Linked DNA regions of Homo sapiens: region 1 is linked to region 2. Evidence: chromatin contacts called from ENCODE Hi-C or POLR2A ChIA-PET data. All regions are on one chromosome and are shown on one strand. The core of a region is the stretch at or near the end of the contact, and the rest is flanking DNA. Distances in the headings are between cores, read along the strand shown.

Region 1 (2,752 bases), core at 67-2,566, 110 kb after region 2:
CGTGGTCTCACTGGCTTCAGGAGAGAAGCTGCAGACCTTTGTGGTGAGTGTTACAGCTCTTAAGAAGGCGTGTCTGGAGTTGTCTGTTCCTCCCGTCTGGAGTTGTTCATTCCTCCCAGTGGATTCGTGGTCTCGCTAGCCTCAGGAGTGAAGCTGTTGACCTTCACAGTGAGCGTTACAGATCTTAAGGGCAGTGCAGACCCAAAGAGTGAGCAGCAACAAGATTTATTGCAAAGAGCCAAAAGACAAAACTTCCACAGTGTGGAAAGGGACCCCACGGGGTTGCCGCTGCTGGCTCGGGTAGCCTACTTTTATTGCCTTATCTGATCCCACCCATATCCTGCTGATTGGTCCATTTTACAGAGAGCTGATTGGTCTGTTTACAATCCTTTAGCTAGACACAAATGTTCTCCAAGTCCCCACTAGATTAGCTAGACACAGAGCACTGATTGGTGTGTTGACAAACATTGAGCTAGACACAAAGTGCTGATTGGTGCATTTACAATCCTCCAGCTAGACATAAAAGTTCTCCAAGTCCCCACCCGCCTCGGGAGCCCAGCTGGCTTCACCTAGTGGATCCCTCCCCAGGGCCGCAGGAGGAGCCTGTGCAGTCCCATGCTGCGCTGCCAGCACTCCTCAGTCCTTGGGCGGTTCGATGGAACTGGGCGCGGCGGAGCATGGGGTGGCGCCAATCAGGGAGGCTCCGGCCGTGCTGGAGCCCACCAGGGGTGGGGGTCTCAGGCATGGCAGGCCGCAAGTCCAGAGCCCTGCCCCGCGAGGAGGCAGCTGAGGCCCAGCGAGCGCTGTGCGGGCAGGCCAGCACTGCTGGGGGACCCAGGGCACCCTCCGCAGCTGCTATCCCGGGTGCTAAGCCCCTCACTGCCTGGGGCTGGCGGTGCCGGCCGGCTGCTCGGAGTGCGGGGCCCGTTGAGCCCGCGCCCACCTGGAACTCGCGCTGGCCCGCGTGCGCCGCGTGCAGCCTCAGTTCCCGCCTGCACTTCTTCCTCCACACCTCCCCACAAGCAGAGGGAGATGGCTCCGGCCTTGGCCATCCCAGAGAGGGGCTCCCACAGTGCAGCGGCAGGCTGAAGGTCTCCTCAAGCGCGGCCAGTGTGGGTACCAAGGCCGAGGAGGCGCCAAGAGCAAGCGAGGGCTGCCAGTACGCTGTCACCTCTCGGTAGCCTGATCGTGATTGAAACCAAATGAACAAGATTCAAATCTGCAGTCGTTAGGGGTAAATAAGATCTGTCTACCTTAAGTGGTAGTAACTTAATATCAAAGGCAGCACACTGGGATGCCCCCTCGCTTCTGTTTGGGCACAGCTTTCTTTTCTACTATTATCTGGTACAAAACTGGTTTTCTGTACATCTCCTCAACCTCTGACCAGAAAGCCTTGGCCCTGGAACCTCTTGGTGATAGTCGTTTGCCTGTGCTAAATAACAACCTCACTTCCTGTTTTCTCTTTTATCTCAACACAACAGGTACAGAGTGGAGGATGTGACAGTTAGAGGGAATGTTGCAACAATAATGAAAGCAATTACTCTTGAGTCTTAGGCTTCCTTGCTCGTTTTCGTTTCAGTAGATTATCTCTTGTGAATAACACTTAAAGTGGACAGGGCTTGTACAGATACCAGGGGAGAAGAAAAGGCACGTGACTCCAGTGTCACTGTCAATGAGCAGCTTGTTTGGCCGCTTCTGGCGTTGGGTAAATTTTTTGTTTTTAACTAAAGCCTTACTTATAATCAGACCCTCAGTTTCTTTCTTTTCTTTTTTTTTTTTTTTTTTTTTTTTTTTGAGATGGAGTTTTGCTCTTATTGCCAAGGCTGGAGTGCAGTGGTGTGATCTTGGCTCACTGCAACCTCCACCTCCCAGATTCAAGCGATTCTCCTGCCTCAGCCTCCGGAGTAGCTGGGATTACAGGCGCCCGCCACCACACCTGGCTAATTTTTGTGTTTTTAGTAGAGACGGGGTTTCACCGTATTGGTCAGGCTGGTCTCGAACTGTTGGCCTCAGTTGATCCGCCCTCCTCAGCCTCCTAAAGTGCTGGGATTACAGGCGTGAGCTACTGTGCCCGGCCCCAGACCTTGAGTTTCTTTTTGAGTTTTGTAATTTTATATCTACTTTATGTCTTTATAAATCTCACTTACCTTAAAGAAAGGCTGAACTATAAGACAGCCAAGATTTAGAAAACAGTATGATTATTTAGGACAGTGAAATGAGGAAAGAAATGAAGTGCTTAGAAATTTTGCTTTCACTATGTGCGGTATGGAATCAGTTCCTTCACAAAAAACTCTCCTACAGTAAATGAATTGCCTTTCATGATATATTTAAATTTAAGTATCTATCCTGCAGCTCATTTTTATAGTGTGTTCTACTGACTTTCCAGCAGAAAATCTGGCTCTTTTAAACATTTTTGCTCAAATAGAAATTAAATGAGCGGTTGCCTGGCGGTGGGGTTTGGGGTGCAGATAGGATTGACTCCTACGGGGTGGGGGTTCCTTTTGGAGATGATGGAAATATTCTAAACTTGGATTTTGGTGGTAGTTGCACAGTTCTATGAATATGCTAAAACCATCGAATTGTACACCTTAAATGGGTGAATTTTATGGTATGTGAATTATATCTCGATAAAGATGGTTTTAAAAAAATCTATTCTGGGCCGGGCGCGGTGGCTCAAGCCTGTAATCCCAGCACTTTGGGAGGCCGAGGCAGGCGGATCACAAGGTCAGGAGATCGAGACCGTCCTGGCTAA
Region 2 (2,700 bases), core at 23-2,522:
AAGCTGAGCTTGGAGTGAAGTGACAGGCGGAACCGACTCCTTGGAGGATGGAATCTTGAGGTTTTATGTGGGAGCAGAAGAGAAGCAAGCACCAAATATCTATCAAATGCCCACAGAGGGAAACACTGTAGTAGCTGCCTAGAGATTCAGTCCTGCTCAAGTTTCCCTGCTCAGATCTCAGGCGCAATTTTGAGAAATGTTCTTCTTCCTCAGTGGATGACCTCACCCTTTATGGGGAGGCGTGCCCATACGCACAATAACACAGTACTCATAAAGTCCAAGAGAGGCCGGTCCAGGCCTTGGCCAGGGAAGCATCCATGGACTTGGGCGTTCGTTGCAGAATGTTCAGACAGGTCTGGATGAGGGGTGAGGCCCTGCCTTGGAGGGGCTGCCCTCCCTCTGTGGCACGGAAGCCCTGCTGCCTGTGACAGGAGGCGACTGCACCTCACCCGCGGCCTGTATGCTGCAGGACCCAGCGAAGAGCTTCCTTAGCTTGCAGCTGTGCAGACACTAGGAAAGGGAGCACCTACCAGGGAGATTTGCCTTCTTGGTCCGGTAGCAAATGCAGTCCCGCCGGCCCACCTGGTACAGGTAGGACGTTCCGCAGGCCTTCCAGATCTCCTTGGCAGGTTTATGGGCGAGAGAAAGCGGTTCCCAGCCTCCTGCCCTGATGCGGCTGCACCTTCTGGACCACCGTGAACACTCTGCCCCCTGCCAGGCCCCCAAAATACTCTTCTGTCTCTACAGTTGTGCCACCTTTCCCCAGCACCAGGGAGCAGCTCGGCAGGACCAGGCTCTGGGGGTCAGCACATGCGTTCTTCACAAGCGTAAGAGGGCTGTCGTGAGGGAAAAAAAAATGGCATTATATGACGTCATTCCAGCTTTCATACCCTTTCTGGAAATAAGTGATGATATAAAGAAATAGACATAGATTATGTACACACATACATGAAGGGTAAGTACTTGGAAATGTTAAAGAGTTCGTTTTAAAAGTCCTTAGGCAGCACCCCTTTCTCAAGTTAATTCCCACTTGATCAAAGGTGGAGCTGCGGGCTCCGAGGAGGCGCGGTCAGGGTGGCAGGCCTGGGCTGCGCGGACCGCGAGCGAGCCTCCTGGGTCTCCCTCCTTAGCGGAGAAGATCCTCCAGGCTAAGGTCCAAGGCCCATCTCCCTTGGGGTTGTGGCCGCCCACCTCCTCCCCGCCACCCTGGGCTTTGGCTTTGTCCTCAACCACGCCCCGGGAGTGCGCGGAGCGGTCGCAGTTCTGTTAGCCAGGGTTGCGTTCCCACCGCGAAGGCCCGGGCGCGCGCTGCTGTGGATCGAGTCTGGGGCTCCGGCCACCAGGTGGCGCCACACGGCTACCTGCGCGCCGCTCTGAGGCGGTCGGATCGCCGCGGTGCAAAGGACCCAAGACCGGGGGTAACCGGTCACCCGAGCCGACCCACCGCCCGCACTGCCGAGGCTCAGGCGCCCCAGTTCGGTGCCAAGAGGCACGCCCCGGGGCCAACCTGGACAGGTAGCTTCAGCAAAATTGCCGGACAGTTAAAAAAAAAAAAGTTTCCACCCCACCCCCCACTCCCAAATCAATTCAAAAATAAAAATTAAACTGTGGGCTGGGCGCGTCTGAAACCCCGTCTCTACAAAAAATACAAAAATTAGCCGGGCTTGGTGGCGTGCACCTGTAATCCCAGCTACTCAAGAGGCCGAGGCAGGAGAATCGCTTGAACCTGGGAGCGGAGGTTGCAGTGAGCCGAGATCACACCGCTCCACTCCGGCCTGGGCAACAGAGCAAGACTCCGTCTCAAAAAAAAAAAAAAAAAAAAAAAAAGTTAAACTGTGGTGGGGAAAGTTGTTGGCGACAATACAGACCCGCATGGATACAGGCAGCGGGGAGCATGAGTTCTGGAGCCAAAATTGCTGAGTTCAAATCCTGTTTAATGACCTTGGGTGCGTTATTTAACCCCGTATATAACCCCATTACCTCATCTGCACATGCAAATAATTTACTTAGAACTCACGTCATGAATTGTTGACAGGAATTAAATGAGTTGATACACCATATATATTTATACGTGTGTGTTTTACATATTTAATGTAAGTGCATATAAATGTATGTATGCATATAATCATATGCATGTATAATATACAAAATTATGTACATATATAACATATATGCCTAGTACATAGTAAGCACCAGTGTTAGCTATATTTTATGCATTTATATATTTATTCGTTATGCAAGTTCTATGAATTATTAATTTTTAAAAACATTTTCACTCAAAAGAAAGACACTATTGGGGTTTAACCTTTTTTTTTTTTTTTAATTTATTTTTGAGATGGAGTATCTCTCTTTCCCCCGGGCTGGAGGACAGTGGCATGATCTCGGCTCACTGCAAACTCCGTGTTCTGGTTTCAAGCAATTCTCCTGCCTCAGCCTTCCAACTAGCTGGGATTACAGGCGCCCGCCACCATGCCCAGCTAATTTCTGTATTTTTAGTAGAGATGGGGTTTCACCGCGTTGGCCAGGCCGGTCTTGAACTCCTGACCTTGTGATCCACCCGCCTAGGCCACTCAAAGTGCTGGGATTACAGGTGTGAGCCACAGCACCCGGCCTTTTTTTTTTGAGATGGAGTTTCACTCTTGTTGCCGAGGCTGCAGTCTCCCGGGTTCAAGCGATTCTCCTGCCTCAGCCTCCCGAGTG

The links. Hi-C counts contacts between places; a loop is a spot of excess contacts on that map. ChIA-PET counts read pairs that join two places held with the same protein, here RNA polymerase II (POLR2A). Pooled maps may share reads with other maps.
Region 1: POLR2A ChIA-PET joins it to region 2 with 10 read pairs in activated naive CD4-positive, alpha-beta T cell. The contact joins two enhancer-like sites. A Hi-C loop is called at or near these places in 2 of 37 single-sample maps with no recorded cell type and 9 of 50 pooled maps. POLR2A ChIA-PET finds 5 or more read pairs at or near these places in 4 of 52 experiments (H1, activated CD4-positive, alpha-beta T cell, activated T-cell and 1 more).

The regions. Positions count from the first base shown.
Region 1 is chr2:38,642,440-38,645,191 of GRCh38, forward strand. No RefSeq gene overlaps it. Among named protein-coding and RNA genes, the nearest start is that of GALM, 22 kb to the right of the region's middle. RefSeq lists a cis regulatory region at 1,250-1,762. Within about 2 kb of position 1,317, at least 4 of the 41 ENCODE cell types and tissues checked have a DNase peak (open chromatin) inside an H3K27ac peak, as active enhancers do.
Region 2 is chr2:38,534,924-38,537,623 of GRCh38, forward strand. No RefSeq gene overlaps it. Among named protein-coding and RNA genes, the nearest start is that of LINC02613, 21 kb to the left of the region's middle. RefSeq lists an enhancer at 1,040-1,650 and a silencer at 1,234-1,293. Within about 2 kb of position 1,273, at least 9 of the 41 ENCODE cell types and tissues checked have a DNase peak (open chromatin) inside an H3K27ac peak, as active enhancers do.